Regions from separate parts of the Homo sapiens genome. Here all the other regions are linked to region 1. Evidence: chromatin loops called from intact Hi-C (ENCODE). Cell type or tissue: B cell. All regions are shown on one strand.

Region 1 (8,000 bases):
AACATTCACTTTCTCTTTCCTCTCTTCCTGAAAAGATGGCTAGGGAGGAAGAAGGGAATAAATATTTCCTATGTTCTAGACACTCATGGCTGCTTTACCTGGTGATATAAACCTATATTTTAAAAAGTTGAGGTATAAATTACACACAATAAAACCCACAGTTTGATGGTTTTTGACAAATGTATACACCCTTATAACCACCACTCCATCAGTTATAACGACATGATTCATCCTCACACTTAATCCATGAGAGATTGGTGTCACTGGCTCCATTTTATAGCTGAGGAAAGGGAGGATCAGAAAGATTAACAACAATAGCCATAACAATGGCAAATACTATGAGCCAGGTACTGTTCTAAGCACGTTACACATATTACCTCATTTAATCCTCTCTACAACCCCATTGGTCCCATTTTACAGACGAAGAAACTTGCCAAAGGTCACACAGCTAAAGAGTTAGAGCAGGATTTCTGGTGCTCAGATTACCTTATTTCCCTTACAGTACCTCCAGAGAATTTTTTTTAAGTTCCCTCATTAGATTTTCTTTTATCCCAGAGAGAAAAATCTCCCCAAACAAAACTAAAGGCCATCGGAAGGAAAGCCATATCGATGCTAGCCCCCACTCCATCCCCGGCTTTCTTTAAACTACGGGCAGTCAGATTTAACATCATGGATAGAAAGGTTGGTCTTGAAGAAAAGCCTTGTTTTGCTACCCATTAAACAGTGGGCTTTTCATCTAAGAAAGTCCTTCAAGCCTTCTGCCCAAGTAAAGTGATCAAATTCCCCTGAGGTTCAGCTTGACCTGGTAAAACACGTTGCTTTGTGGAACGAGTTTCGCTTTGCCAGCGGTGCTGAGCATTTCCTTGGGAATCTCGCACCCACGCTGGACCACACTGATGCCTCCTCTGTGCATAGAAAGGCAAAGGTATGGGGTGGCTGTTTGGGACCTTCATATAAAAAGGTCAACCCACTTCTCTGCCTTTTACCCACAGCCCCACCCCTGAGGAGGGAAAAATCTGCAATTGTTGGATTAGGGCTGAGGTGCACATTTGCCCTTTGCATAACTGGCAGCGTTGCAAAGGACAGCCCCTTTCTCTCTTCCCTCCATTCTCTCCCATCTGGCAGAGGAGTCCGGCTCCCTAAATCTTCTTTTTGTTGGTTAGTTTCCATGGCAGTTATTGTCTGTGTGTGTGAGCGTGTCCGCCCCCTCACCCGCTCTCCTCGCAGAGCGGGCCTTTGCAGCTGAGACTGGGTGGAGGGAGAGGCGCGGAGACACTGGGGCTCTGACGAGCTGGCTGAGGCCCTCTCAGTAGGGGGGTCACGCCTCCTGGAACTCAGGGACCCCAAGTTTCTGTGCATTCAGGGCGGGGCTGGCCCCATGCCCTGTGCATAGGGGCCTGGCTGCATCCCAGTCGATCAGCCAGAGGCAGCAGCAGTGGACTCATCAATTGTGGAGGAAGCCCTGGGGACCCTGGGGACCTTGCCGACTCTATTCCCAGCCAGCTCCTAGGACAAGCCTCAGAGCCAACACCCGCTCGACCCTCTCCCGGCCCCTCCCCTTCTTTGTCTTTTGCAGATGATCGCCGGGTGTCGATCCTTTTCCCTCCAGTCAGGTAAGTTTTATTTCAATCCATCTATGCAGAGTGATGCCTTGGCATTCTGAGGGCCTGCTGGTGGGGAGACAGGCAGTGGTGTCTGTGAGAGGAGGGCTGCCCAGGTAGACAGGCTGGCATGGGGGTCAGGAGGGACAAGGGTCTCCAAGGGCCTTTTCTCCTCAGCTGGGCCTCTCTAGCTTTGAAGTTAAAGGTTCCTTCCCATCTGGTTTTAACCCAGCTAATTAACTCCAAAGATTGCTGTCCAGGGCACAGACTGACCAACATACAGCCAACCTCCAGAACTTCTGGCTTCTGATCCGAATTCAGCTCAACTTTATGGAATATCAAACAGAAAACCAAATATTGCATATTCTCACTTACAAACGTGGGAGGTAAACCCTGGATGCAGATGGACATCAAGATGGGAACAATAGACACTGGGAACTCAAAAAGGAGGGAGGGGGGGAGGGGGACAAGGGCTGAGAAACTTCCTATTAGGTTACTGTGTTCACTATACAGGTGACGGGATCAATAGAAACCCAAACCACAGCAACACGAAATACACCCTTGTGACAAACCTGCGCACATGCCCCTGGGTCTAAAATTAAGATTTTTAAAACTTATGGACTACCTACTATGTACATACACATTGCTGTGCTTGGCTCCGAAGGGAAAGTGCTTTGACAGCAATGGCACATAACATGGTTCCTGCCTTCCGATGCTTACCATCTGGTAAGAAAGAATATCTACATAGACAGGTATGGGGATTCCGGGGCCAGGCAAGCTAGATGTCACATCCCTGTTCTGGCTGTGTGACCTTGGGCAAGTCATTTAACCTCTCTAAGTCTAAGTTTTCACCTTTGTACAATGACAATAATAATAGTACCTACTTTATAGGCTAAATTATACACACACACAACTCACACACACACCAAACTCTGATCAGTTCATGACGCATATTGAGCACCATATACTTGTTAAAGATGATTATTATTGTTATTATTGACTTTTTATGAGGTTCAAATTATACAAAATATGTAAAGAATGTAGTGTGGTGTTTAGAATAATGAGTGGTGGTTATTATCATGCTAACATAGTTATAGATGAAGTTCTATAGAAACGGGAAAAATGACTCTTGCCTGCAGGGATCATGCAAGGCGTGGAGGAGGCGGCATTCAGGCCAAGCCCTGAAGGATGAATAGAATGTCAACAAGCAGGAAGGAGCATGTGAAGCAGAAAGCACAAAGCCAAGTATGGAGGCAGGAAATGAAAGGCCTATTGGGCATCAGGCAATAGAGTGGTTTGGCTGGAGCCCAGGCATTAAGCCTGGCTGAGAGGCTGGACTGGACTTTGGGCTCCCAGCATCTTGAGGACAAGGGCCAAGATTAGGGTGTGACACTGTGAACACTGGAATAACCAGCCTAGCACCAGGATGAGGGGGAGTGATACACTTTATAGAGAGCCAGGCTCAGAGCCTGAGACCAGCGTTTGGGTCCTGGCTGAGCTTCAGATTGAACTGGGTGCTCTGAGGCTAATTGCTTCACCTCTCTGAGTTTGTTTTGTCACCTATGAAATCAGCAGGTAAAATACCAAGTGCAATTCTTCAGGAGAAAGGAGAATTTGTGCGTCATCTTCATGACCCTGGGAAATATCCAAAGGAATCAATCATTTAACAAAGAGACTTACGTAAATTATCAAGTGCAATGCCTGACTCATTATAGTAGTTGAATGAATGATCTCTCCCATCATGATTAATTGCCTTATTCATCCATTCATTCATTCATTCCCTCATTCATTCAGTAAATATTCCTTGGGTCCCCATTGAATGCCAGGCATTAGTTTTGGTGATGGGAAAGAGTGATGAATGCACCTGCCTTGAGACACTTATAAGCAACTGAGGAAACTGGCAACCCGAGGACTTCTGGGTGCTCCCACCCTACCCCCAGCAGCTTCCATCCCACTGGCCATCTTCCAATTTCTCTCAAGGATTACTGCTTACAGATATTTATTTTTAGCAGATTTTAGGCTCCCAAGACATCTCCCATATAGGTCTTGAGAACATCTCCTGTCTGCCCTCTGCTGGTGAGGGATTGTAAGCGCTTTGCAATAAACAGCTCAATATTCATTACACATCAATACCAAGCATTGCTGCTGTCCATCACCCCTGAGATGAACTGAAGTGCCTTAATATTTAAAGAGGAATGAATTTGTAATTAGTACCTAAAGTTACATCAGAGTCATTCAAGAGGTTTTCTATTTAAATGCAAATTTAATCTTTCCAAAGAAAGCTAAAAGGTGATGAAAATAGATAGCAAAGGTTGAGGAAAGAGGCAAGAAAAGGGAGATGGCGCTGATGTGGAGCTGTCACTATTGTTGGCTTGTCTGTGGCCCATGCTCAGGACCAGGCTCTGAGGTGGAGCGAGCTGAGGTGGGGCCTGGATCCCTAAAGCCTAAGTCCCAATTGCCCTGCCTGTTCATGGGGGTAGCCCAAACCAGCAGCCATTTGAGTGGGTCCTCGCTGGGCTGCTGGTGGTCATCTTAGAATCATGGTGGCCTGAAGAGGATATGGGCTGTGGGGTTAGGCAGATCTGAGTTTGAATCCAGCATCCTGTTCTGCCTAACTCTAATAGCTTTGGTGAGTTTCCTAATCTCTCCCATTCCTTCCTTATGTAAATAGACCTCTTAGTGCTTGTTTCTCTCAAGGTTGTTGTAGAGATTATGTGATAAACAGAGTAAATGTCCCTGGTATACAACAAGGGCCCTCAAAATGTTTGTTTCCTTTTATTGCCACTAGATATTGCCGTGTCAACTTAACATTGCCACGGTGGTGTGAAGCACGTTGTCAAGAATAAGGTGGCAAGCTGGGAGTGGTGCGTGTCTATAGTCCCAGCTACTCAGGAGACTGAGGCGGGAGGATTGATTGGGCCCGGGAGGCTGCAGTGAGCCACGATGGTGCCACTGCACTCCAGCCTGGGTGACAGAGTGAGACCTTGTATCACACAAACAAGAAAACAAAAAATAAAAAGAATAAGGTGGCATTCCCCTTGTTCCCTTAAAACAGCCTAAGGTGCAGGGGAGGGCACAAGCATTTTCTGTAAAGGGCCAGATAGTAAACATTTTATGCTTTGCGGGCCATGCGCTCTCTGTTGCAACTACTCCATTCTGCTGTTGTAGTGGGAAAGCCGCCATAGACAACACGTAAATGAGTGAGTGTGGCTGTGTTCCAATATAACTTTATTTATAGATGCTGAAATGTGAATTTCATATCACTTTCATGTATCCCAAAATATTTTTCTTTTGATTTTTTTTCCCCAATCATTTAAAAATGTAAAAATTGTTCTTAGATTTCAGGCCATACAGAAACAGGCAGCAGGCCAGGGTTGGCCCTCAGGCATAGCTTGCTGACCCCTGCACTGAGGTACAACCTGTGATTTAGGGAGGATTTTTATCAAGGAATCTCTCAGAACATAATTCCCAAGACTGGGACCAAAGCAGGGAGATGGCATCCAAGGAAGAAAATAGTCCTTTCTGGGCCAGGACTAGAGAGGAACAAAGGACACACTGGATCCCTAGTGGTGGTTCCTCGTGGGGGGCAGCTGTTAGGTCTGGGTGTGAATAAAATTGTCCCTCTGTTTCTTGCCTAGTGATGTGCAGGGATGGACTGGCAGCTCCTGGGTGCTAAGCAGGCAGCCACATTCTCCTGGCGACAGGCTACAGGAGGATGCTCAAGGGCCAAGGCCCTGCCACTCCCTCCTTCACTGGGAGAGAAATGCAGGCTTCCTGGGGCTCCTTAGAGATCCTCAGGTACACACCCACCTGCCCCAGGAGTGCCGAGTGATGAGGACAGGCAGATCCTTTGATTCACCCAAAGCTTGGCCTGGTTCTCACCTTTCCAGACTCTCATGGCTTCTTAGACACACATATACACAACACACTCGCAGCCAGCTCATCACGCGTCCCCGCCCTCTCCCGTCTCCAGCACAGAGAGCACAGGTCAGCACGCCAGATGGCAACCTTGCTGCTGCAGCAGATTGCCGTCTCCCTAGGGAGCGGGGGTGAAAGCAAAGCACTGGATGATGCCTGGGCTCCAGTCCCCACCCCCTCCTCTCCAGTGTGCCTCTGTCTGGTCCTTTCTCTGGGAACAAGGGGTGTGTGTATGTGTGTGTGTGTGTGTAATGTAAAGTGCCAGAGGAGAAGGGGAGAGGTGAGGAGAGAGCAAAAGCCACTCCCTACCTCTGTACAGGTCCTGCCCCAGTGACCTGGCACCTCCTTCCATCTGGAGAGTGAGCGGGACCTCCCTCTCTGGCACCCAGGGAGGCTGGTGGGCTCTTAGAAGTGAGTAGAGGCATGGGATGGACAACAAGGCTGCCTCAAGGCCTGCTGGGAGAAGCAAAGAGGCCTGGGACCTTTCAGGGTGACTGCTGTCACTTCCCGGCTCTCTGGAGGGCCCGGGCTGAGTGTCATGCCAGCCTAAACAGCCTAAACTGTGAACCTCATCATCCTCTTCCCAGCCCCATAAAGGGCCCACAGCCTTGGATCCCCCTGGATGTCAGAGTCAGACAAAATTTGGAGTTAGGAGGGAGGCAAGGAAGGAGAGGCAGGCCATGAGAAAACCTCCTTTTTTTTTTTTTGAGACGGAGTTTCGCCCTTGTTGCCCAGGCTGGAGTGCAATGGCACCATCTCAGCTCACCGCAACCTCCACCTCCCAGGTTCAAGTGATTCTCCTGCCTCAGCCTCCCAAGTAGCTGGGATTACAGGCATGCGCCACCATCCCTGGCTAATTTTTGTATTTTTAGTAGAGACGGGGTTTCTCCATGTTGATCAGGCTGGTCTCAAACTCCCGACCTCAGGTGATCCGCCCGCCTCAGCCTCCCAAAGTGATAGGATTACAGGCATGAGCCACTACGCCCAGCCAAGAAAGCCTCCTCTTTTTTTTTTTTTTTTTTTTGACTATTACAGAAGTTTATTTAACAAAAAGTCTAATATGAAAATGTACATGACCTAATTTTTACATCATAGTAAAACAGGACCTATGGAGAGAGAGCATGGGTTTCTCTGCTGACCAGCCATTATTTATACTCATTCCAAGGCTTCTAACATGATGATACTATTTCCTCATATTACCACCATTCCAATATTGTTCTGTTGTCCACTAGTCGCCATTTCCACACATTCATCTATCACAAGGTTCATAAAGGGATCAAATCCCCGCAATATTCCTTGGACATGTCTGCCACCATTTAATTTCAATGATAACTTCTTGTCCATAAATTTTTTCAGCTCGGGAGGGTGAGCTTTGCTCATGGTGTATACTCCGCGGGCTCACAGATCGAAAGCCTGCTCTTAAAGTGAGCAGTGATGATCAAATAAAAGCCCAATATATGCTATGTACCAGGTGAGGAATCTCTATGTGGAAACAAGAGGAATCTTCGGGGAGTGGACCCTTCTCTCCTGGGTGGGGATGAGACAACAAATGAGCTTTTGTCTTCCAAATAAGGCAGTTTTCCTAGGAAGAGGGACTCCGGTGAGGGTGAGCAGGCCAGCCTTTTGTTTAGCCTTCTGTTTCTAGCAGGCCCTCTACCTCTAGGCCTGCAGAGCCCCATGGGGCTGGACTGTGGGTCTGTGGCCCTGCTCATTTAGAGCCTGCCAGAAGGAGAGCCAGCTCCCAGTGCCTCAGCACACACACACACATGCACACACACATGCGTGCGCGCACACACATGCATGCACACACACACATGCACACACAGGCACGCACGCCATCATGATAGGCAGGCTGGCCCATCTGCCAATCAATCTTCCTTGCTGATTTCCCAGCTGGAAGCAGCAGGGCTGGTGTGTAAATCATTCAGAGCCGTCTCTCAGCTCTGCCAGGACGTGGAGCTCTTTTTAATTAAGAAGAATGGAGGATGCTGCTGACTTTGGAAGGGGCAATATTAACTTACTAATGGGCATTTAAAGAGCCGTGTCTGAGTGGTCTGCTGCAGCCTTCCCCAGCCTATAGCCTTTTCTCCTCTGCAGAGCTGCCCTCATAAAGGCTCTGCTGTCCTCTACTTGAGAAGGGGTGAAGATTAGGCCCCCTAAGGGCCCCAGCCTGGTGACCTGGGACAAATGGGCACGTTTTCACTTTTAGAGAAAGAGCCATGTCGGGATGACCTGAGCTCTTGCATCCTCTGCCACCCTTGCATACTCTCCTGGCAGCAGGCACCCCAGAAAGGTCAGAACCCAACAGGAAGCAGGTGGGTGCCCAAGGTCTATAGGGAGCCAGCCCATTCGCCACAGCTGCAGCTGTCACAAGGCACCCCCTTGTCCTGGGCTGATTGGAGAGAAAGGAGGGTGGTGGTAGCAAGAGAGGGTAGCCAGGGGAAGCCCTGATAAAGTCTTCACTGGTGACTGGACCTGGGG
Region 2 (8,000 bases), 130 kb before region 1:
CTGGGATTTGAACCTAGATACCCTACCCTTTGGGCTCCTAGTTAAGTGCTTCTCGCAATGTAACATCTTGATCCCCATCCAGTGAGGTTTTTGTTTTTGCTTTTGTTTGGAGACAGGAGATCTTGTTCTGTTGCCCAGGCTGGAGTGCAGTGGTATGAACACGGCTCACTGCAACCTCACCCTCCTGGGCTCAAGTGATCCTCCTGCCTCAGCCTCCCAAGTCCCAAGTAGCTGGGAACACAGGTGCACACCACCACACCTGGCTAATTTAAAAAAAAAATTTTGTAGAGACATGGTCTCACCATGTCGCTCAGGCAGGTCTTGAACACCTAGACTCAGGCGGTCTGCCCATCTCAGCCTCCCAAATTGCTGGGATTACAGGTGCGAGCCGCAGAGCCTAGCCTCCAGTGAGTTTTTAGTTGAAAGCTACACATAGTTCTACTTCCGTCTGATTCATCTCCATCTACCTCATCCCTCACTCCCCACACCACCTAGGTGCCAGGCACCACTGCCCAACTAGGAAGTAAATCTGAAGTTTGGGAGATCTGCTTCTCTCTCCTGAGTGCCCCTTTCCTGCCCCTCAGAACACCCCTTAGTGGCATATACTGCCACCTCCTGGCCACCAAAGGTTAAGACTGACCCTGTGTGCGTATTTCAGGACTCTGTCCCTGGTACTCAACTTCTCTCTGGATGATGACATCCTCGCCACAGCTACGTGACCACCTATAGCAAGCTAGTCCAGCCTGCAGCCGGTGGGCTGCATGTGGCCCAGGATGGCTTTGAATGTGGCCTAATACAAATTCATAGGCTTTCTTAAAACATTATGAGATTTTTAAAACCTCATCAGCTATTGTTAGTATATTTTCTATGTAGCCCAAGACAGTTCTTCTTCCAATGTAGCCCAGGGAAGCAAAAAGATTGGATAACCCTGATCTATACTCTGTTGATTCCCAAATGTTTATCTCTCTCTGTTTTTAAGAGTCTCGCTCTGTTGCCCAGGTTGAAGTGCAGTGGTGCGATCTCGGCTCACTGCAACATCCACCTCCCAGGTTCGAGTGATTCTTGTGCCTCAGCCTCCCAAGTAGCTGGGGTTACAGGTGCGTGCCACCACGCCCGGCTAATTTTTGTATTTTTTAGTAGATACAGGGTTTCACCATGTTGGCCAGGCTAGTCTCAAACTCCTGACCTCAATGGATCCACCTGCCTCGGCCTCCCAACGTGCTGGGTTTACAGGCATGAGCCACTGTGCCAGGCCCCAAATGTTGATCTCTTTAGAGATCCAGGTCTATCCTGATGCAAATGCAAATGGCTCGAGCCCTCCAGTACCTGTAACTTCCCTCAAGTCACAGGGCTACAAAACGCAGAGCTGGAACCAGACCCCGGGGCACCTGGATACTTACTCAGTGCTCACATCACAGCACCACACTGCTTCTCCAACACTAGCATGAAACATGGACACAATGAGTGCCCAGAGAGGGAAAGGATAAAGATCACATGCTGGCTGGTGGGAGAGTCAGGATTTAGATCCAAGTTAGAGCGGTGGCAAAACAAGTCTGCTTTCTCTAGCGTGCCATGTCTGTTCTGCGGGTTTGCAGAAGGCAAATAGCTCTTTTTTTCTTTCTTTTTTTTTTTTCTGAGACAGAGTCTCACTCTGTTACCCAGGCTGGAGTGCAATGGCACAACCCTGGCTCACTGCAACCTCCGCCTCCCAGGTTCAAGCGATTCTCATGCCTCAGCCTCCCAAGTAGCTGGCGTTACAGGCGTCCACCACCAGGCCTGGCTAATTTTTTTTTGTATTTTTAGTAGAGATGGGGTTTCGCCATGTTGGCCAGGCTGGTCTTGAACTCCTGACCTCAGGTGATCCACCTGCCTTGGCCTCCCAAAGTGTTGGGGTTACAGGTGTGAGCCACTGTTTTAAGAGCAAATGGCTCTTAAAACACACAGATGTTGAGGTGAGGTGTGAGGCAAGCTGAAGGATGGGTGACCGTCGGTGGTCGGAAAAGTCTTTGTGGCTGAGGAGTGAGGGCAAAGGGGCATGTGCTGGCACTTCCTGCGGCCGACTGTGACAATGGAATGAAAAGTCCCCTGGAAGGGAGGACAGAGAGTTGAGGGCAGGACCTTGGGTTCTGGCATCACAGAGGGCACTGGAAGAAGAAATGGAACAAGGGAAAGGGACTTGAAACAGTCACACGAGAGGAGCTGAAGTATCAATACTTCAGAGATGGACTCCTGCATCTTAGGGCAGGGATCGGGAAATCACTGCCTGCCTCTGTTTTTGGACCGCCTGAAAGCTAAGAATGGTTTTTACTTTCTTACACGGCTGAAAAAAAAATCCAAAAAGAAAAACAATCTTTCATGACACATGACAATTTATAAAAACTGGAATTCTAGTGTCTATAAATAAAGTTTTATTGGAACGCTGCCGTGCTCATTCACTTATGCATTGTCTGTGACTGCTTCCTGCTACAACGGCAGAGTTGAGTAGCTGCAACAGAAACCACAGGGCCCACAAAGCTTAAAATGTTTATTATCCCACCCTTTACAGAAAAGCTTGCCAACCCTACCTCAGAGGATAAGGGTCATGGGCCACAGGTTTGGCCCCCATGTTGGAAGGGAAGTTCAAGCTGCAGACAGAGACAGAGGGGAAGGGGGTGGGTTTTCAGGAGGCCTTTGTCAGAACACCAGCTGTCCTGATTTTCTTTTCTTTCTTTCTTTTTTCTCTTTTTTTTTTATTTTGAGATGGGGCCTCACTATGTTGCCCAGGCTGGTCTCGAACTCCTGGGCATAAGCGATCCTCCTGCCTCGGCCTCGCCTCTCAAAGTGCTGGGATTATAGGCATCAGCCACCGTGCCTGGCTTTCTTGACAATGAGCCCACATCCTCCACACCCCCGGCTCCATGAGACCTGGCCTAGAGGGACTCAGACCCCCACTCCACACACACTCTGGTGTGGAGAGGAAGCCCAGCCCCAACATTATGGCTTTGAGTGATTCCATACCCTCTAAGCCTTAGGATCCACCTCTGTAAGATGAGAATAATAATGCAAACCTTGAAAGGTTGTTGAGAATTCCAAAAGATAACAAAGTTCATGCCACAGTTGTTGGTGCCAGATGGCGTTCTGCAATCTGTAGATCTTGCTGCTGTTAGGCCAGGCAGCCCGCAGCCAGCTTCTGAAGCCCGCAGGCTTCAGAAGTGGGTGCACCTCCTAACTATGTCCACTAGAGGGCAGGAAGTCCCTGCTGGCGGCCAGGAGGGTGTCAGATGGAGCTGGTCCGCAGGTCCCCCTTCCTGGGGAGAGGTGCCCTCCCCTGCTGTTTACAACCCTGGCCTTTGATCAGCTTCTGTTCTCCCCATGGCCTGCTGAGGGCCAGACGGGTGCACAGCCTCCCGCTGGGGGCGGGCCAGGCTTCCTTCTTGCCCTTTCGCCTCTCCCACTGGCAGGCCAGACTGAGGCCAGGCCACTGGATACACACTCCTTGGCCAGTCTATTTGCAGAGTTTTGCAAAGCCCTTCCATGCACATTGCCTTATGTGCTCCTCCAACAGCCCAGGGATGCAGGCAGAGCAGGTAACATGATACCCCTTCATCGAGGTGAGGAAACCAAAGCTCAGAGAGGCTAAGTGACTTCTCCAAGATCCCACGGCGGGTGAGCAGGGTGGCTGGGATCGTAGCTGGTGTCTTCTCCTCCTCCTCCTCCTCCTCCTCCTCCTCCTCCTTCTTCTCCTTCTTCTCCTTCTTCTCCCTCTCCTTCTCCTTCTCCTCCTCCTTCTTCTTCTCCTTCTCCTCCTCCTCCTTCTTCTTCTTCTCCTTCTTCTCCTCCCTCTCCTGCTCCTTCTCCTTCTCCTCCTCTTCCTCCTTCTTCTTCTCCTTCTTCTTCCTTTTTTTTTTTTTTTTTTTTTGAGACATAGTTTCACTTTTGTTGCCCAGGCTGGAGTGCAATGGCCTGATCTCGGCTCACTGCAACCTCCGCCTCCCGGGTTCAAGTGATTCTCCTGCCTCAGCCTCCCGAGTAGCTGGGATTACAGGCATGCGCCACCACACACGGCTAATTTTATATTTTTAGTAGCAATTGGGTTCCTCCATGTTGGTCAGGTTGGTCTGGAACTCCGGACCTCAGGTGATCCGCCCGCCTCAGCCTCCCAAAGTGGTGGGGTTACAGGCGTGAGCCACCATGCCTGGTCATAGCTGGTGTCTTCTGATGCCAGGTTGTGGCTCTCTCCTGTAAGCAGGCTGCCCTTAACAACCGCACCCTCCCTGAGGAGGCTCTAATGTCTGCAGTTTCTTTCAATGGTCCTGCTCCTGACCTCCTCCCTGGTAAAACACCAAACCACCCTTTCTGCCCTCTCAGAACTCAGAATGGTGCAAGGTGCTTCCATGCACAGGAGCTCATTTCTACCAAGAACAGGCTCCCCCAGGGCATTTGAGGACAGCGACTCTTATCTCAAGGGGCTTTGGATGCAGTTGGGAATACAAAGGCAGACAGTTCTACACACACAAAAATGGGAGGCTGGGCAGTGACTCTGAGGGCCAGGCAACTGACCCAGACAGTGACAGAGAGATTGTGGGGCTGTGGTGGTCAGGGAAGGCTGCCAGGAGCATGGGGACCTTTGGGAAGCTACAGGGGAGTGAAGAGGCAGGAACGCTCAGGGTCTTTCTAGGTATATGGTGAACCAGACAGACATCTGTACCAGACGGCAGAGCGAAGCCCATCAAGTTAGAGCAGGCTGGTTCTCAGAGAGCTTCAAATGCCAGGCGAAGGGAGGTCAATTTGGTCATGTGAGAGACGGGGAGTCATTGAAGGTGTTTGAGGGAGGGGGGACAGGAAGCAGTGGCATTTCAGGAAGGCTGACATCCAAGTGAGGAGGAGACTGGGAGCATGTCTGGGACTGAAGAGTAGACTAATTTTTCTTTTAATTTTTGTAGACTAGGGGAGTATGTTTCTGTGGCCCAGGCTTAAGGTAACTAACTGTAGACGCAACGGAGAACTGCCAGGATGTCCTGCAGGATGTGATGTTGGGGGTAAAGGAGAAGGACCAGCCCAACATGGGAATAACTGGAGAGTCAAGCAATGTGTGTGTGTGTGTGTGTGTGTGTGTGTGTGTGTGTGTGTGTGTGTCGGGGGACGGGCGTGTGATGTCAGGGAAAGGATCATTAGTTCTTTTTATATGAGGGTTAATTTGAGGACATCAAGTAGAAATGCTTCGTGAACAGATCAAGATACAGGACAGGATGTTGGAAGACAGTCAGGGCTTCAGTGTGGATAAGGAGGGAATCAGCCACAGGGGCATGGTCTTGCAGCCGGGGAGGGACTCTGGATGCAGGGGGAGCCAGTGTGGAGAGGGAGGCTGAGGCCAGCAGGAAGAGAACTAGAGGTGGGAGGGGTCAGGGCAAGGGTATGTGTTGAGGTCTCCCCAGTGGCCAGTCCCCTTCTCCACCTCAGCAGCTCCTATTTTCATTTGGAAGATCCTGGCAACTCTGGGGACAGAAGGGATCTCTGGCTGTGGAGTGGAGCACATGGTATCATGATTGATTCGAGGGGGACATGTCTCCTAAGTCTTGCCAACCAGAGACTTACAGGGCTTTTGAATGACACCCTGGGACAAGAAGCTCTTTCTATCACTGTGTGAAGGAAGAGGCAGGTGGCACCAAGAGCAGCAGCCTGGGAGGGAGCATGAGGCTGAGGAAGACAGAGGGGCAGAAAGAAAGAACTAGCCCTATGTGACATCCCTGCGTTGCTCCATCAGTCCTTGCTGGAACCATTTGTGAATGAATAGATGTCCTGTATTTTTTAGCCTGTTAGGTAGAGAGCTTTTCTGTTTCCTGCAAATAGAAGATTCCTAATTCCTATGGAAGATGCAAGAGAGCCTGAAGAATATTGCTTTCAATAATTAAGGAAGAACATTTCAAAATGGAAGAAGGGGTGAATAGTATCAAATGCTGAGAGTGTCAGATCAGAGACTTTTCTGAGGGGGAGCGGTTCTGAGGGGGAGCGGTGAGGGAGAACAGGGTCTTGCTCTGTTGCCCAGGCTGGAGTGTAGTGGTTTGATCGCGGCTCACTGTAGCCTCGACGTCCCGGGCTCAAGCGATCCTCCCACCTCAGCCTCCCAAATAGCTGGGACTACAGACATGTACCACCATGCCTGACTAATTTTTTTTAATTTTTGTAGAGATGGGGTCTTGCTATATTGCCCAGGCTGGTCTCAAACTCCTGGGTTCAAGCGATCCTCCTGCCTTAGCCTCCCAAAGTGCTAGGATTACAAGCGTGAGCCACCGCACCCAGCCCAGAGATGTTTTATAGTTACTCAAAAACTGTGTGACAGAAAAGGAACCTGGGGGTCAGAGAGGCTTCTAGAATCTGGCAGCCCCTACAGCCAGGACTCAGAACTCCCAGTCTGATCAGTTACCTCAAGGAGGAAAGGGAGATGTTTCCCCTTGGGGGAGCTATTTCCAGAGCTCCTCCTCACCCATGTCTTTGCTGTAGCCCTCCCTCCCCCAAGCCCAGCCCCACTCAACTCCTTTCCAGGGGCTCAGTGGCCATCTCCCTGCCCCCAGGCCAAACTCACCTGACTGTACCTCAGATAGAAGAATAGCTAATATTTTTAAAACTGTTTAGGGAAAAAGAAACCACCTTCCTCTTTACTTGCCACCCCAACACTGGGACAGTTCTTCCTCATGTCTAACCTAATTCCCTTCAGCTGGGAGGGACCCATCAGTGCTCCCACTGACCCACCCTTGTTGGGGGGCCTGTAGGGCATCTGAAGGTGACACACTGGACAAGGAAAGAGAGGCAGGCAGGCAATAGGAGTGGCTGCAGAGGCAGACGGGCGTCCTGCCCCAAATACGGCCCCCCGGGCTGCTGCGGCGAGGGCTGGGCTCTTCCTGAGCGGATTACCACTGTGGTCTAAGTGACTGAAGCTGCTGAGAATGCTATTGTAGCAAGAGGCTTACCGAAATGTAGACACCCAGCCCTGGCATGTCCCGACACACAGATGGGAAAATAAGCAGAATAAGCTCCCGGTGCTAAGCCGCTCTATTGTCCTGTTGCTGCTAAAACACCTTGCTGGGCTTTCTGCCAAGCGCCCACCCCTCCAGCACTGCTCACTGTGGCTCTGTGGGCTTCCCCTCTCCTGATGGCAGAGAGGCCGCCCTGCAGGAAGGTGACACAGGGAGGTCGACAGCCCACATGTCCGGCTGCCAGGCTATGCTGTTGAGCCTGAGTATGACAGAGGAGATGCATGCAGTTGGGTAACATGCCCAAGGTCACACAGCAGCACAGTAGCAGGGCCAGGGTTAGCATCTAGATTCCTAACCTCTGGTGAGAGGTCTCTCCCAGGCACCCTGGGTCCCATCTCATCCCAAGCTCTGTCTGCCACAAATCCCCCTTCCTGATTCCCCTACACACCCAGTTCTTTCCCTGCCACAGCCCAGGTGGCTGCCCTCTAGGAACCCTGATGAGCAGACTTGCAACAGATCAGTGTGCAGGTCGGCACGGGATCTTCCTCAATTCGGTGTTGGTTCACTTAACGGGGATGGAGTCACAGGCTGTGGCCACACGACGTGGAGGGAGATCAAGTCCCCACTGCTGCCAGGGGAAAACAGACTAGAAAACTCCCATCCCAGCATCTGAGGACATTAAGGGCAGGCCGGAAATGGGAGCGGATCTGCGATGCCCACTCCACGGGAGGCGAACTGTTGCTTCAGGGAGGAGGCCCTGGTGCCACACAGGTGCAAGGACTTGGGAACCCAGAGGAAGCACTGGGGCTTTCCAGGAGTCTGGTGGCTCTAGAATGGAGGGAGGAGGGGGGTGAGGAAGATGGGGCTGGGGGAGGGGGCAGGGTGGGTGGGGAGAAGATGGGTTTGGTGTAGCAGCAGGGCTGTGGGGTTCTACTGACTGCTGTGCACCTCCACCTGGGCGTCCCGCAAATACTTCCAAGACAACACACCCCAACCTCAACTCAGCGTCACTCCGACAGCCTTTCTCCTGTGTTCGGTGGCCTGGCC
Region 3 (8,000 bases), 300 kb before region 1:
AACGTTCTGGGGCTAGCCATCTTCTCCAGATGGAGGAGCATGTCTGTCCTCGGACCACTCCAGACTCCAACCTCAGCGGACATTCCTGGGGTGGCAGGCAGGGAGGAGAAGTCCTGGGAGGCCCCTTCCTAACAGCAGCTGATGGCAGACTTGGCACTGCACGCTGTCTGCCTGTTCCTTTGCCCACTTGTTGAGCTGCATGGTGAGCCGTGGGCTTCCCTGGTGTCAGGTTTGAGCTCTGCCATGGCTCCCACCTCGCAAATGCAGCCAACTCAACTCTTCTGGCATGGGGACAATGTTGGATAAGACCTGGCCTTGTCCTTAAATAGGAGGCTCTGGGCCATCAAGGGCAGGGGTTGGGGGGATGGTGGTCGACCAGTCACTCTGATCTAAGTCAGACAGCAGGAAGGAAGTGAGAAGCCTTCAACATTAGCACAGCTGGGGCTGGGGGAGGTGGGAAGAGGGACATTCCTCCTGCTTGGGGTCTACTGGATTCTCCCTGCCCCAAGGCTGGGGACAAGGGAGCTCATGGCAGGGCAGCTACCCTAGTGGCATCTGGGACCCCAGAGAGGCAGAGCTTCTCTGCACCGGGCAATGAGGATTTCCAGATGTCGGAGTGGAGGGCAGGCAGGAAGGAAGGTTAGGAGAGCCTGCGTGGGGTTTGGGCCATCAGGGGCCCTGCCTTGGCTTTTGTTCCTCTGTTCTGTGCATCTCTTACCACCGTCTTCATTCCCCCTGTGTCTTTTCCTTACCTTGGAGCTCTGTTCTCTCTGATCTGTGATATTGAGTTTGTCTGCCTCTTACCTGTTCTAAGAGGCTAGAGGAGACCTAGACTTCTGGGTTCACATTTGTCCCCGCCCTACCCCGTTACCCTTCTCCCACTCCTGAGGAAGGGTCCTGGTTAGACTTGGACCAAGTAGGGTCTCCATCTTCTCTCCTGCTCCTGATTCTCATGAAGTCCCATTGCCCCTGGGATGGAGGCAAGGGTCTGTTCTCACAGCTGGGGTGGTGCCAGTGCTGGGTACACACCTGTCCTCTTCCCCTTTTCTTCACCCCTCTGCCTTAGGTGTTCCTGCCCAAATACCGAGGGGACACTGGAGGTGCTAGCAGTGAGGACAGCCTGATGACCAGCTTCCTGCCAGGCCCTAAGCCTGGAGCTCCCTTCCCTAATGGACACGTGGGTGCTGGAGGCAGTGGCCTGCTCCCACCTCCACCCGCGCTCTGCGGGGCCTCTGCCTGTGATGTCTCCGTACGTGTGGTGGTGGGTGAGCCCACCGAGGCCAGGGTGGTTCCGGGCCGGGGCATCTGCCTGGACCTCGCCATCCTGGATAGTGCCTTCCTGCTGTCCCAGGTGGCCCCATCCCTGTTTATGGGCTCCATTGTCCAGCTCAGCCAGTCTGTCACTGCCTATATGGTGTCTGCCGCAGGCCTGGGTCTGGTCGCCATTTACTTTGCTACACAGGTAGTATTTGACAAGAGCGACTTGGCCAAATACTCAGCGTAGAAAACTTCCAGCACATTGGGGTGGAGGGCCTGCCTCACTGGGTCCCAGCTCCCCGCTCCTGTTAGCCCCATGGGGCTGCCGGGCTGGCCGCCAGTTTCTGTTGCTGCCAAAGTAATGTGGCTCTCTGCTGCCACCCTGTGCTGCTGAGGTGCGTAGCTGCACAGCTGGGGGCTGGGGCGTCCCTCTCCTCTCTCCCCAGTCTCTAGGGCTGCCTGACTGGAGGCCTTCCAAGGGGGTTTCAGTCTGGACTTATACAGGGAGGCCAGAAGGGCTCCATGCACTGGAATGCGGGGACTCTGCAGGTGGATTACCCAGGCTCAGGGTTAACAGCTAGCCTCCTAGTTGAGACACACCTAGAGAAGGGTTTTTGGGAGCTGAATAAACTCAGTCACCTGGTTTCCCATCTCTAAGCCCCTTAACCTGCAGCTTCGTTTAATGTAGCTCTTGCATGGGAGTTTCTAGGATGAAACACTCCTCCATGGGATTTGAACATATGAAAGTTATTTGTAGGGGAAGAGTCCTGAGGGGCAACACACAAGAACCAGGTCCCCTCAGCCCACAGCACTGTCTTTTTGCTGATCCACCCCCCTCTTACCTTTTATCAGGATGTGGCCTGTTGGTCCTTCTGTTGCCATCACAGAGACACAGGCATTTAAATATTTAACTTATTTATTTAACAAAGTAGAAGGGAATCCATTGCTAGCTTTTCTGTGTTGGTGTCTAATATTTGGGTAGGGTGGGGGATCCCCAACAATCAGGTCCCCTGAGATAGCTGGTCATTGGGCTGATCATTGCCAGAATCTTCTTCTCCTGGGGTCTGGCCCCCCAAAATGCCTAACCCAGGACCTTGGAAATTCTACTCATCCCAAATGATAATTCCAAATGCTGTTACCCAAGGTTAGGGTGTTGAAGGAAGGTAGAGGGTGGGGCTTCAGGTCTCAACGGCTTCCCTAACCACCCCTCTTCTCTTGGCCCAGCCTGGTTCCCCCCACTTCCACTCCCCTCTACTCTCTCTAGGACTGGGCTGATGAAGGCACTGCCCAAAATTTCCCCTACCCCCAACTTTCCCCTACCCCCAACTTTCCCCACCAGCTCCACAACCCTGTTTGGAGCTACTGCAGGACCAGAAGCACAAAGTGCGGTTTCCCAAGCCTTTGTCCATCTCAGCCCCCAGAGTATATCTGTGCTTGGGGAATCTCACACAGAAACTCAGGAGCACCCCCTGCCTGAGCTAAGGGAGGTCTTATCTCTCAGGGGGGGTTTAAGTGCCGTTTGCAATAATGTCGTCTTATTTATTTAGCGGGGTGAATATTTTATACTGTAAGTGAGCAATCAGAGTATAATGTTTATGGTGACAAAATTAAAGGCTTTCTTATATGTTTATTGGCATGTGTTTCTTTTAGGAGGGGGAAAGACCTGATCTTTCTACAACATTCTTAACTCTCAGTTCAGGGAGCCCTTTGGCTTTTGACAGCTTCACTTCCCAGTGGCCACCAGCAGGTGGAGGCATAGACCAGCACTCTTTGTGTCAATTGCCAATTGTGGGGGGTTGTGCTGCACCTTGGACTGGGGGGTTTCGGAGTTGGGGAGAGGGGGTCAGAAAGAGTCTGAAGTGTGGGGCAATGGTGGCATTTTCCTTCTAAAAGACCCCTGAGTAGGGATGGGCATGATGACTCACGCCTGTAATCCCAGCACTTTGGGAGGCTGAGGCAGGTGGATCACTTGAGGTCAGGAGTTCCGAGACCAGCCTGGCCAACATGATGAAACCCTGTCTCTACTAAAAATATAAAAAATTAGCCAGGTGTGGTGGTGCGTGCCTGTAATCCCAGCTACTCGGGAGGCTGAGGCAGGAGAATCGCTTGAATCCAGGAGGTGGAGGTTGCAGTGAGCCGAGATCGTGCCATTGCACTCCATCCTGGGTGACAAGAGTGAAACTCCATCTCAAAAAATGAAAAAAAAAAAAAAAACCCATAGTGTGGCCAGGAGATGGAACAAGCACCCATCACCCACAGCATGGGAATAGGGAATGCACTTGGCATGTGCACGATGAGGCTTTTGACCCCACTGTGCCTTGGTTCATGCCCCTTCCCCTCTCCTCCACCCTCGTGCCAGGTCCGGTCAAACTCAGAGTCTTCCCTGCCCTGCCATCTCCCCGATGCCTCCAACCTCGACTGGCCTTCCAGTTCCTTAAATTCCCAAGAGTTCAGTTCCGTTAATAACCTGTGCAAGGGCTTGTTTTACCTATTTTAAAAAAATGTTCTACATTTAACTTTTTTGTTACGGAAAATTTCAAATATACACAAGTAGGGAGCCAGATATAAAGAACCAAGCTGCAACAGTTATTAACATTCTGCTGCTTTGTTTCATCTTTCCCTTTCCCCCATCCCCTAGGGTATTTTTAAAGCTGGTGCCAGACAATTTAGTTTCACCTGTATATACTTCTGTATGTGTCTCTAAGAAATAGGACTGAATTTTTAACAACTTGATCACAATACCATGATATCCCACAAAGTATACAATAATTCCTTATCAATTATCCAGTCCATGGACAGTTTTCTCCAATTGCCTCAAAAATTCTTTGGTTGGTTTGAATCAGGAATCAACTGAGATAAACAAATTGTATTTAGTTGCTGTGTGTCTCAGGTTTCTCTTAATCTCTAACAGCTCCTCTATTCTTTCAGTGCTACTTATTGATGAACAATAATTTTTCCTACAGAATTGCCCCCATTCTATATTTGGCTGACCGTATCCTCAGAGTGGTGTTTAAGATGCTCCTCTTGAGCCAGGCACAGATGACTCACGTCTGTGGTCCCAGCACTATGGGAGGCTGAGCCAGGCAGATCACTCAAGCCCAAGAGTTTGAGACCAGCCTGGGCAATGTGGTGAAACCCCATCTCCACAAAAAATAAAAAGATACTCCTCTTTGTCCTCTTTTTTTTTCCCCTGTAAGCTAATAAGAGCTAGGAGGCTTGAATAAATTTAGATAGATTTATTTATTTATTTATTTATTTATTTATTTATTTATTTATTTATTTATTTATTTTTGAGACGGAGTCTCGCTCTGTTGCCCAGGCTGGAGTGCAGTGGCATGATGTCAGCTCACTGTAACCTCCGCCTCCCAGGTTCAAGCAAATTCTTGTGCCTCATCCTCCCGAGTAGCTGGGATTTACAGGCACGCACCACTATGCCCAGATAATTTTTTGTATTTTTTGGTACAGACGGGGTTAACCATGTTAGCCAGGCTGGTCTGGAATTCCTGACCTCAGGTGATCACCCGCTTTGGGCTCCCCAAGTGCTGGGATTACAGGTGTGAGCCACCGTGCCCAGCCAGATTTTTATTTATTTTTTGACAGGACTATTTCATAAGCGGAGCTGTGGAGATGGCATCATCTCATGTGGCACATCATGCCTCACTGTTCCACTTTCAGTGGGTTCAGGTGATGTCAGACTGACCCATCCATTATACGGTTTGTGGGTTTTTTTGGAGACGGGGTCTCACTCTGTCACCCCGGCTGAGTGCAGTGGTGCAATCATAGTTCACTACAGCCTCCACCTCCTGAGCTCAAACAATACTCTTGCCTCAGCCTCCCAAGTAGCTAGGACTACGGTGTGTACCACCACACCAGCTAGTTTTTATCTTTGTAGAGATGTTGCCCATGTTGGCCATTATAAAGTGTCTCATTAACCCTTCTCCTAAACCATTGATGATCATTGCCTAGATTCTATTGCATTAGATATGCAAATTTATGATTTTCTAGTTCTATCACTCCTTAATTACTTATTCGGTATGAGTCTTCCATAAAGAAAATGTTTTCCTCATTCATTATTTGATTATGCTAAAATATGGTTTGTATGGGAAAACTATGATAAATGCTTGATACTATCCCATCACTTACCAATTTTTGGAGTAATCAGATGATGCTCTAACAGCTACCAAAGGTGATCAGTGAGGTTATTGTTTTAAATTAATTATCATTACAAACTTGTGGATTTCATGCATTTGTGTTTCAATCCATTGCAGTTGGTATTGTTGAGGCTCAAGCTGTCCATCTGGGACCTCCTTCCGGATGTTTCCTGTGTTCTTTTGACCACTCCAGTAGCCTTTGATGTTTCCTTGATTTTAGGCACAAGATAGCTCAAGTTCATCTTGTCCATTTCCTGCCCCAGACATGGACTTGGCCATTTCTCAATCTCTGGTGCATGTCAGGGACCACAATCTGAGTACAGGGTTGCTACTAGGTTGGCCTTTTTTTTTTTTTTTTTTTTTTTAGGTCTTTTCAGTGGGCATAGCTAGGAGATGTTTATCTTTCAGAAACAACAAAAAGTAAGTTAATACTGATGTTCCAAGTCAAATTAAATATTGCAGGGTGGCTGGGCACGGTGGCTCATGCCTGTGATCCCAGCACTTTGGGAGGCTGAGGCGAGTGGATCACCTGAGGTCAGGAGTTTGAGACCAGCCTGAGCAACATGGAGAAACCCCATCTCTACTAAAAGTACAAAAATTACCTGGACGTGGTGGCGCATGCCTGTAATCCCAGCTACTTGGGAGGCTGAGGCAGGAGAATCACTTGAACCCGGAAGGTGGAGGTTGCAGTGAGCTGAGATCGTGTCACTGGACTCCAGCCTGGGTGACAAGAGCAAAACTCCATCTCAAAAATATATATATTTTGCAGGGGCCGGGCGCTGTGGCTCACGCCTGTAATCCCAGCACTTTGGGAGGCCAAGGCAGGCAGATCACGAGATCAAGACCATCCTGGCCAACATGGAGAAACCCCGTCTCTACTAAAAATACAAAAATTAGCTGGGCGTGGTGGCGTGCACTTGTAGTCCCAGCTACTCGGGGGCCTGAGGCAGGAGAATCGCTTGAACCCGGGAGGCGGAGGTTGCAGTGAGCTGAAATTTTGGGTTCCTAGTCATATTAACATAATTACTTATATGCTTTATCATTCAGTCTATATAAGTTTCCAAAGTGACAATAGTAATATATTGCTGACAATAACATTACTAAATGAAATTTAAGATTTCTTTGTGGTTGTTTTAGTCCTTGGGATATATCCAGTTAGGGACATATATTCAAAATGCTGTTTTAAACTTTTCTTTTTTTGAGATGGAGTCTCACTCTGTTGCCCAGGCTGCTGGAGTGCAGTGGCACCATCTCAGCTCACTGCAACCTCCACCTCCCGGGTTCAAGTGATTCTCCCACCTCAGCCTCCTGAGTAGCTGGGACTACAGGCACATGCCACCATGCCTGGCTAATTTTTTTTTTTTTTTTTTTTTTGTAGTTTTAGTAGAGACAGGGTTTTGCCATGTTGGCCAGGCTGGTCTCAAACTCCCCACCTCAAGTGATCTGCCTGCCTCGGCCTCCCAAAGTGCTGGGATTACAGGCGTGAGCCATCGCGCCCAGCCTGTTTTAAACTTTTTGTCATGGAGATGTTAAATACCTACAAAAGCAGAGAGAAGAGTATAAAGAATGCCAATGTACTCATCATTCATCTTCAGCAATTACCAGCTCATGGTCAACATTGTTTCATCAATACTTCTGTACATTCCTCTTACATAACATTGAAGCAAATTTCAGATAGCATATTTCATTAGGAAATATTTCAGAATATATCTCTAAAAGATAAGGACTTTTTTTTTCTTTTTTTTTTTTTTTTGAGACATAGTTTCACTCTTGTCGCCCAGGCTGGAGTGCAATGGCACGATCTCTGCTCACTGCAACCTCTGCCTCCTGGGTTCAAGTGATTCTCTTGTCTCAGCCTCCCAAGTAGCTGGGATTACAGGCATGAGCCACCATGCCTGGCTAATTTTTGTATTTTTTGTAGAGATGGGGTTTCACCATGTTGGCCAGGCTGGTCTGGAATCCCTAACCTCGGGTGATCTGCCCATCTCGGCCTCCCAAAGTGCTGGGGGATTACATGCGTGAGCCACCAAGCCCGGCCAGGACTTTTTTTTTTTAAGTAGTCACGCTACCATGATGATACCTAAGAATAGTAATTCTTTAAGATAAGCAAATATCCAGTCACCGTTTACATTTCCCGGCCTCATAAATGTTTGGGGGTATAGTTTTTTTCAAATTGGAATCTGAATAAATTCCATACATTGCCACGGGCTGATATGTCTCTTAAATCCTCTTGTAATCTTGTTATTAAATCCTCTTGTAATCTTTTTTTGTTTGTTTTGAGAAGGAGTCTCACTCTGTCACCCAGGCTGGAGTGCAGTGACTCGATCTCGGTCACTGCAACCTCCGTCTCCTGGGTTCAAGCGATTCTCCTGCTTCAGCCTTCCAAATAGCTGGGATTACAGGTGCCTGCCAGCACGCCCGGCTAATTTTTTTGTATTTTTAGTAGAGACGGGGTTTCACCACGTTGTGGACAGGCTGGTCTCGAACTCCTGGCCTCATATGATCCACCTGCCTTGGCCTCCCAAATTGCTGGGATTACAGGCTTCAGCCACCGTGCCCATTTCTCTTGTAATCTTTTAATCCAAAGGTATG

What was found. A loop is a pair of places that touch in the nucleus more often than their neighbours do. Peaks named below come from ENCODE experiments on the same cell type or tissue, not always from the same donor. Only the 100,000 strongest peaks of a DNase experiment are listed, where the experiment ranks them.
Region 2: a loop joins it to region 1, with 18 times the contacts of the local background. A loop is called at or near these places in 83 of 110 quality-filtered maps.
Region 3: it touches region 1 in a loop (26-fold over the local background); 5 of 110 quality-filtered maps call a loop at or near these places.

The regions. Positions count from the first base shown.
Region 1 is chr1:205,350,146-205,358,145 of GRCh38, reverse strand. It overlaps KLHDC8A (kelch domain containing 8A), which reads left to right and starts at 1,224. Exons shown (of 6, transcript NM_018203.3): 1 at 1,224-1,613. It also overlaps the pseudogene SNRPGP10. RefSeq lists an enhancer at 6,727-7,634. In B cell, CTCF peaks have their summits at 3,461 and 3,666 (motif pointing left); DNase peaks (open chromatin) are centred at 3,665 and 7,848; H3K27me3 peaks cover 415 bases.
Region 2 is chr1:205,480,904-205,488,903 of GRCh38, reverse strand. No RefSeq gene overlaps it. Among named protein-coding and RNA genes, the nearest start is that of TRK-TTT8-1, 11 kb to the right of the region's middle. RefSeq lists an enhancer at 7,030-7,630 and a silencer at 7,806-7,865. In B cell, CTCF peaks have their summits at 409, 619 (motif pointing left), 3,012 and 3,212 (motif pointing right); DNase peaks (open chromatin) are centred at 603 and 3,223; H3K27ac peaks cover 410 bases; H3K27me3 peaks cover 3,150 bases.
Region 3 is chr1:205,652,738-205,660,737 of GRCh38, reverse strand. It overlaps SLC45A3 (solute carrier family 45 member 3), which reads left to right. Exons shown (of 5, transcript NM_033102.3): 5 at 1,067-2,887. The coding sequence ends at 1,504. Among named protein-coding and RNA genes, the nearest start is that of SLC45A3, 24 kb to the left of the region's middle. RefSeq lists an enhancer at 73-661. In B cell, CTCF peaks have their summits at 1,461, 1,662 and 3,005 (motif pointing right); DNase peaks (open chromatin) are centred at 387, 997, 1,627 and 3,007; H3K27ac peaks cover 1,479 bases.